2 separate regions of the Homo sapiens genome follow, and region 2 is linked to region 1. A link is a contact called in ENCODE Hi-C data. All regions are on one chromosome and are shown on one strand. Each heading gives the region's core, a stretch centred on a gene start or an enhancer-like site at or near the end of the contact. The rest is flanking DNA. Distances are from core to core; before and after follow the strand shown.

What was found. A loop is a pair of places that touch in the nucleus more often than their neighbours do. Pooled maps may share reads with other maps.
Region 2: a loop to region 1 is called in a pooled map, with 9 times the contacts of the local background. The contact joins the promoter of MAGEE1 here to the enhancer-like site in region 1. A Hi-C loop is called at or near these places in 5 of 50 pooled maps.

What each region holds. Positions count from the first base shown.
Region 1 is chrX:75,744,838-75,748,657 of GRCh38, reverse strand. All of the region lies in intron 3 of LOC107985664 (a long non-coding RNA gene), which reads right to left. Among named protein-coding and RNA genes, the nearest start is that of MAGEE2, 39 kb to the left of the region's middle. Within about 2 kb of position 1,742, at least 3 of the 41 ENCODE cell types and tissues checked have a DNase peak (open chromatin) inside an H3K27ac peak, as active enhancers do.
Region 2 is chrX:76,425,774-76,429,593 of GRCh38, reverse strand. MAGEE1 (MAGE family member E1) reads right to left here and starts at 1,884. Exons shown (of 1, transcript NM_020932.3): 1 at 1-1,884. The coding sequence starts at 1,663. RefSeq lists enhancers at 1,027-1,156, 1,627-1,836.

The sequences.
Region 1 (3,820 bases), core at 493-2,992:
CTCATCATGGCTTAATAGGTCCTAGCTGCTGGTTGCTATGGTGATGCAGCCAGGAGCTCTGCTCACTAAGTTAAAATAAGAGAGAACCTGAGGTGGGTAGGGGACAGTGCAGGGAGAGGGTCAAGATTGAAGGTGACAATAAGCTAATTACACTAATTGATAGCTTTTTCTAACTAAAATATCCATAAATACATGCCCCAGGACAAAGGTAGAGGGAGCTTACCTGGGAAAATAAAGTATCAAGCACAAAAGAAGAGGCTTTCGCTACAGCCATTTCCAAGAAGCAATCCAGAGGATAAGAAAAGGCTCTATCTGCTCAAGATCAGAGGATACGGGTCTTATGAACACACAGTCATGTTAGGGGATCAAGGTCCTCATTTGTGGGAGTCTAAGACTTCTCCCTTGTCAGTCATGGCTGCTTAGATGGGGAACTGAGGCTCAGAAGTGGAAAGGGACTAGAACTAAATCACATGCTAGGTTAGCAGCAGAGCTGTGAGTGGAGTTCAAGGCCCTGCATCACCATGTCAGAGCTCTCTCTCTGACTCCCATCGACCTCCAGATAGAACCCAGGATGGTCAACCCCCGCCCCCCATTTTACAGATGAAATGAATCCCAGAAAAGGGAAGAAAACTGGCCAGGGTAACACAGTTTCTTCTGAAATGAGAACACAGTTCTCCTGGCTTTTAAAGTGGATCAGGTAAATGGCCAGTCAGTCAAAAATTAGGTCAGAGACAATGGAAACAGACAAAGGAGCACCATACTTTACAGGAATTCTACACAATTTATAAGCCAGGGTAAAAAAAGATTCTCAGTGATTCTAAGTGATGGGAAGAAATGGGTGCCATTAAAAGAGAGAGAGGGGAAAAGGAACAAAGGAGAAAAAGGGACACAGAAAAGCTCCCCTGTATACGACTGTGATTTTCTTTGGAAACAGTCCCTTCCTTGAGCAACAGGTAGAAATAAGATTCAGAGGTTTTCCTCCCAGAATATCTTGCTAGAGAACCTAGGGGAGTGTGATGCTAATTTGCAGGTGTCTGAGCAGCCTCTCATCAGCGTATAGATAAAAAAAAAAATTAGTACATCAGAGTGAAGAAATGACATCCCCAATATCAGACTCTGCTTTAAGGTCAAAGCTGTTAGTGGATCCCAGCCCTTAGGATGACCTTGACAGGGCTCTGTCTAGCAGGAGTGGAGGCAGCAGGAAGAGCACTCTCTATGTGCCTGGCACTTCCATGAGGAGATTATGATTACACCTGGGAGTCAGGGGACATGATGAGAGAGAGGCATCCCCCATGCACTTTCCTGAAAGAACCTGGTTCCCCTTCCTCTGGTCTGTGGGCAAAGGATACATGGCTTCAACCATTAAGACTTTAAAGTACAGCCGGAGAAAATAATGACTGTGGTCAGTATTGACACCGAAACAGTTAAAAGCACTCGCTCCCTCCCACCGTCCGCTGACGTAGAGGGCCGGAGGTGGCGGCGGCGGCGGCGGAAGCGGCAGCGGCAGCAGCGGCGGCGGCGGCGGCAGCGGCGGCTGCTGCGGCGGCGGCCGCGGCGGCGGCGGCGGTGGCGGCGGCGGCGGCGGCGGATGCCTGCGTCCCAGGCTCGCGGGCGGCAGGCCCGGGTGAGTGCACACCCGGCGCGCGGCCGGGCTCCCGGATGTGTTACCTGGTCCCGCTGCAGCCGAGATGCCAGGGGAGCGGGGCCTTCCACACCCCTCCGTGTGTGCGTGACTTGTGCATCACGGACAATTTTGCTGAGGGAGATTTCACTATGGCGGATTATGCCTTGTTAGAAGATTGCCCTTACGTGGACGATTGTGTCTTTGCTGCTGAATTTATGACCGATGATTATGTTCGTGTGACTCAGCTTTACTGTGATGGGGTGGGTAAGCAATATAAAGATTATGTCCAAAGTGAGAGGAATTTAGAATTTGACATCTGCAGTATATGGTGTAGTAAACCAATTTCTGTCCTGCAAGATTATTGTGATGCCATTAAAATAAACATCTTCTGGCCACTTCTGTTTCAACATCAAAACAGTTCTGTAATATCACGATTGCATCCCTGTGTGGACGCCAACAATTCACGTGCTTCCGAGATAAATTTGAAGAGATTACAACATCTTGAGTTGATGGAAGATATTGTGGATTTGGCAAAGAAAGCTGCTAATGATTCACTCCTTATTGGAGGCTTATTGAGAATTGGTTATAAAATAGAAAATAAAATCTTGGCAATGGAAGAAGCTCTGAATTGGATAAAATATGCAGGCGATGTAACAATTCTAACTAAATTAGGATCAATTGACAATTGTTGGCCTATGTTAAGTATTTTCTTTACTGAATACAAGTACCACATAACTAAAATTGTAATGGAAGACTGCAATTTGCTTGAAGAACTTAAAACCCAAAGTTGTATGGATTGTATAGAGCAAGGAGAACTAATGAAAATGAAAGGAAATGAAGAGTTTTCCAAAGAAAGATTTGATATAGCTATTATCTATTACACCAGAGCCATTGAATATAGACCTGAAAACCACCTTCTTTATGGTAACCGAGCTCTTTGTTTTCTTCGTACTGGACAGTTTAGAAATGCACTTGGTGATGGAAAGAGAGCCACTATTCTGAAGAACACTTGGCCAAAGGGTCATTATCGTTATTGTGATGCTCTTTCTATGCTGGGGGAATATAACTGGGCCCTGCAAGCAAACATAACAGCTCAAAAACTCTGTAAAAATGACCCTGAGGGAATCAAGGATCTAATTCAGCAGCATGTAAAGTTACAAAAACAAATAGAAGACCTACAAGGTCGAACAGCAAATAAGAATCCAATTAAAGCCTTTTATGAAAACAGGGCCTACACACCTAGGAGTTTATCAGCACCTGTATTTAGTACTTCACTTAACTTTGTGGAGAAGGAAAGAGATTTCAGAAAAATTAATCACGAAATGGCTAACGGTGGTAATCAGAATCTAAAGGTGATGGATGAGGCATTGATGGTAGATGATTGTGACTGTCATCCTGAATTTTCACCACCATCAAGTCAGCCTCCGAAACATAAAGGAAAACAAAAATCTCGAAACAATGAATCAGAAAAGTTCAGTTCTAGTTCACAATTGACTTTACCAGCAGATTTGAAGAACATCTTGGAGAAACAGTTTTCTAAATCTTCCAGAGGTGCACACCAGGATTTTGCTAATATAATGACAATGCTGAGAAGCTTAATTCAAGATGGCTATACAGCCTTATTGGAGCAGCGTTGCCGCAGTGCCGCACATGCCTTTACAGAGTTGCTGAATGGTTTAGATCCTCAAAAAATAAAGCAATTGAATCTGGCCATGATTAACTATGTCTTGGTTGTCTATGGACTTGCCATTTCACTCCTTGGAATAGGACAGCCTGAAGAACTATCTGAAGCTGAAAACCAGTTTAAGAGGATTATTGAACACTACCACAATGAGGGACTTGATTGCTTGGCCTACTGTGGAATTGGAAAAGTATATTTGAAAAAAAACAGATTTCTAGAAGCTCTCAATCACTTTGAGAAAGCAAGAACCTTGATTTATCGTCTTCCTGGAGTGTTAACTTGGCCCACAAGTAATGTGATTATTGAAGAGTCTCAGCCAGAAAAAATAAAGATGCTGTTAGAGAAATTTGTTGAAGAATGCAAGTTCCCTCCAGTGCCAGATGCCATTTGTTGCTATCAGAAGTGCTGTGGATATTCTAAGATCCAGATATACATAACTGATCCAGACTTTAAGGGTTTTATACGCATCAGCTGTTGCCAGTACTGTAAAATAGAATTTCACATGAATTGCTGGA
Region 2 (3,820 bases), core at 635-3,134, 680 kb before region 1:
CCTCAGGGTCAAGTTCTCTCAATTCAAACCTAAAAATGCACTCCAGGTGGGCTGCTGCTCGCCTGAGTATCTCAGGAAACTGGTTGCGATATTCTTTAACAATATATTCCCGCATTTCAGACTCCCGGATAGGGTACTTGCTCTGATCCTTCACCAGCAGGAACTGCAACAGCTCAGCTACGTTCTGTTCCATAGGGTCTTGGGGCTTCAGGGTAATTGCAACCCGGGAAGTATTGAGGCCCATAATACTAATGGAGTTGGGGCTCTCACAGTCTCTCAGGACCTCGAATTCTATAGGGCCTTCTGCACCCTTAGGACCCTCAGAATCTGAGTCCACGGAGGCCTTGGTTACCCTAGGGCTTGGCAAAACAAGGGAACACTTGGAGGGGTTCCGGTCCACAGAAGCACTAGAGCTAAACAATGTGCTCGGGCCCTCACCAGGGTTAGGCAGCACGGAGCTTCCCGGTCCGTCAGGGGCGGTGGGCTGCACTAAGGTGCTTGCGCCCTCACCAGGAGTGGGCGGCACGGAGGTGTCCGATCCATCAGAGGCGGTGGGCGGCACAGAGGTGCTCAGTCCCTCACCGGGGATTGGCAGTACGGAAGTGCTTGGTCCCTCACCGGGAGTGGGCGGCACGGAGGTGCTCAACTCCTCAGTGGCGGTGGGCGGCACGGAGGTGCTCAGTCCCCCACCAGGGGTGGGCGGCACGGAGGTGCTCGATCCCTCACCAGCAGTGGGCTGCACGGAGGTGCTCAGGCCCTCGGTGGCGGTGGGGGGCACGGAGGTGCTTGATCCCTTACCGCGGGTGGGCACCAAGGAGATGCTTTGTCCGTCAGAGGCGGCGGGCAGCACGGAGGTGCTCGGTCCCTCACCAGGAGTGGCCGGCACGGAGGTGCTCGGTCCCTCATCACGGGTGGGTGGCACGGGGGTGCTTAGGCCCTCAGTGGCGGTGGGCGGCACGGAGGTGCTCGGTCCCTCATCAGGAGTGGCCTGCACGGAGGTGCTCAGGCCCTCAGTGGCGGCGAGCGGCACGGAGGTGCCTGGTCCCTCACCAGGTGTAGGCAGCACGGAGGTGCTTGGTCCCTCATCAGGGGTGGGCACCACGGAGGTGCTTGGTCCCTCATAGGCTGTGGGCGGCACGGAGGTGCTCGTTCCCTCACCAGGGGTGGGCGGCAGGGAGGTGCTCGGTACCTCAGAGGCGGTGGGCGGCACGGAGGTGCTAGGTTCCTCAGAGGAAGTGGGCGGCCTGGAGGTGTTCCGGCCCTCAGAGGCGGCAAGCGTCACAGAGGTGCACAGCCCCTTAGAGATGGTGGGAGGCCCGGAGGTGCTTAGGCCCTCACTGGGGGTGGGCAGCACGGAGGTGCCAGGTCCCTCAGAGATGGTGGGCTGCCCGGAGGCGCTTGAGGCCTCAGAGATGGTGGGCGGCACAAAGGTGCTTGGGCCCTCAGCGGAGGTGGGCAGAACGGAGGTGCTTGGGCCCTCAGAGGCGCAGAGGCCCTGGAGGATCTGGGAATCGCTGGGACCCTGGGGGACGTCTGAGCCTGGCACATCAGCGGGGAGACCGGGGGCATTAGGGGCCTGCATTTCGCCCCAGCTGCTGTTGTGCGCAGTAGCCTTTGCAACGCGGCGGCGGCGGCGGCGCGAATTCTGGCTTACCAGAGACATGGTCCTGCCCACCGGCGTTGGCGTGTAGGAGCAGACACCGACAGGCCCGCGATCTGGCAGAGAGGACGGGAGGTGTGTAGGTGCCTCGGCACAAAACTGCCGCTAGCGGTAATGATGTTGCTGCTGCTGCCAGAACCAAAGTTCCAAGCAACTGCTGAAGCTGAAATTAGAGGTGGTGAAAAAGGCAGGCACTGGCCAGCAGTGAATGCTAGTCTCACTGTACTCTGCTTCTCACACCCCGCCCTCTGCCGCAGTCCGCGCAGGCGCAGACTGGCTCTGCGGCAAGGCGAAATCGCCCCGCCCCGCCCCTCCCCTGGGCCTGAGAAAGTGGATGCGGTGGTTCTGCACCAAAGGAGAGCACTAGCAGAAGGGAAACTTTGGTAGGGTGAAGCAAGGAGCTTAGAGTAGATGCATTAGGGAGTAAAAATGGAAATAATAATAAATACTTCTCAGATTTAGGGTACGATTGGAGGGCTTCTACACAGAGTGCCAGGCACTTAATAGATTCTCAAAATTGGTAAATATCATTGAGATTTGCAGTTTTCCCGAAGCTGTTTCAAAGAAAATGTGCATTGTCTCTGGAAGGGTAGAACCCCCATCCCTGACCATGTCTCTTCTATCACTTTCTCCATTTATGTGTCTAACTCCTCCCCTAATGTTGTGAGCTAGAAAGAACTCTTTCCTAGAGGGTCTGAATGCCTGAAATTTAGTACCAATTAGGGAGCTTCGAACACGCTTGAAAAGCCCAACATTCCCAGCCCAAACTTTCCCAGTCACCCAGGCTTTAGTGGGAAAGCCACTAAAACTCTTGAAAATTTGTTTAATTCTTTCACTCCACAATCACCTGCTCATTTAATAGAGCTTTTGTGAAAGTCAGTTGAGATACCGAGTGTTAAGGGATGTGTTACCTGCTCTGTTTTGCTCTATTACTCTAGCACTTTTGAGCAGATCCAACCCTGATCCCTTTATTCATTCACTCAACAAACACTGGTCATCTATCCCGAAGTTACAGTTAATCTCTTTGTCATCAAGGAGCACCCGATGTAAAAATGGGAGTCAGAGAAAAAGTAAAGCTAAATTTTCTAGAAGTTTGTAAAGAATGCAGGGGATGGCAGGGTCAGTTCTACCTGTAGATGCAGAAAAGGCTTCATAAAAGAGGAGATGTTTAAAAAGATGAGTGGGTAGATATTTACCAAAAGGACAAGGATGAGAAAATCATTCCAACTGAGAGTAGCACGGCAGCAGTGAGTAAGAAAGAAAACACTGAAGAGGACGGGCAGGCTGTTTTTAGAAGTAGGGGAGAGAGAGAGAGGAAGAGAGATAGAGGGAAAACACTAACTTTCTGACACTCACACAACCACTACAATTCAGCTTACCACTATTGACCCTTTATTGATATGTTTATATCTTGCTGCAAACATTTATTATATGTTGTCTTTCTTTATATCTTCTCAAAAATCTGGGAGTATACTTTTGTCTTTTTTTCTTTTTTTTTATACTTTAAGTTTTGGGGTACATGTGCAGAATGTGCAGATTTGTTACCTAGGTATACACGTGCCATGGTGGTTTGCTGCACCCATCAACCCATCATCTACATTAGGTATTTCTCCTAATGCTATCCCTCCCCTATCTCCCCACCTCTTGACAGGCCCTGGTGTGTGATGTTCCCCTCCCTGTGTCCATGTGTTGTAATTGTTCAATTCCCACTTATGAGTGAGAACGTGTGGTGTTTGGTTTCCTGTTCTTGTGTTAATTTTCTGAGAATGATGGTTTCCAGCTTCATCCATGCCCCTGCAAAGGACATGAACTCATCCTTTTTTATTGCATAGTATTCCATGGTGTATATGTGCCATGTTTTCTTTATCCAGTCTGTCATTGATGGGCATTTGGGTTGGTTCCAATACTTTTTTTTAATACGTCTTTAGGAAAGGGAAAATAACTGGCTACAGTCACAATGTGTCACCATCTCTGTCTCCAATTGGAGAAGCAATCCCTTATATGAATAACCAGTTTCGGTTCTGTGAAGTCCAATGCAGTTTTTATGCCTGGGGCCTATTCAGAATGGGAGGCACAAAAAAACCTAAGATATTTCTAAGCTTTAGCAACAGATATTCCTAACCTAGGGTACAGTGATTTTTAAAGACCCTGAAGTTGTTC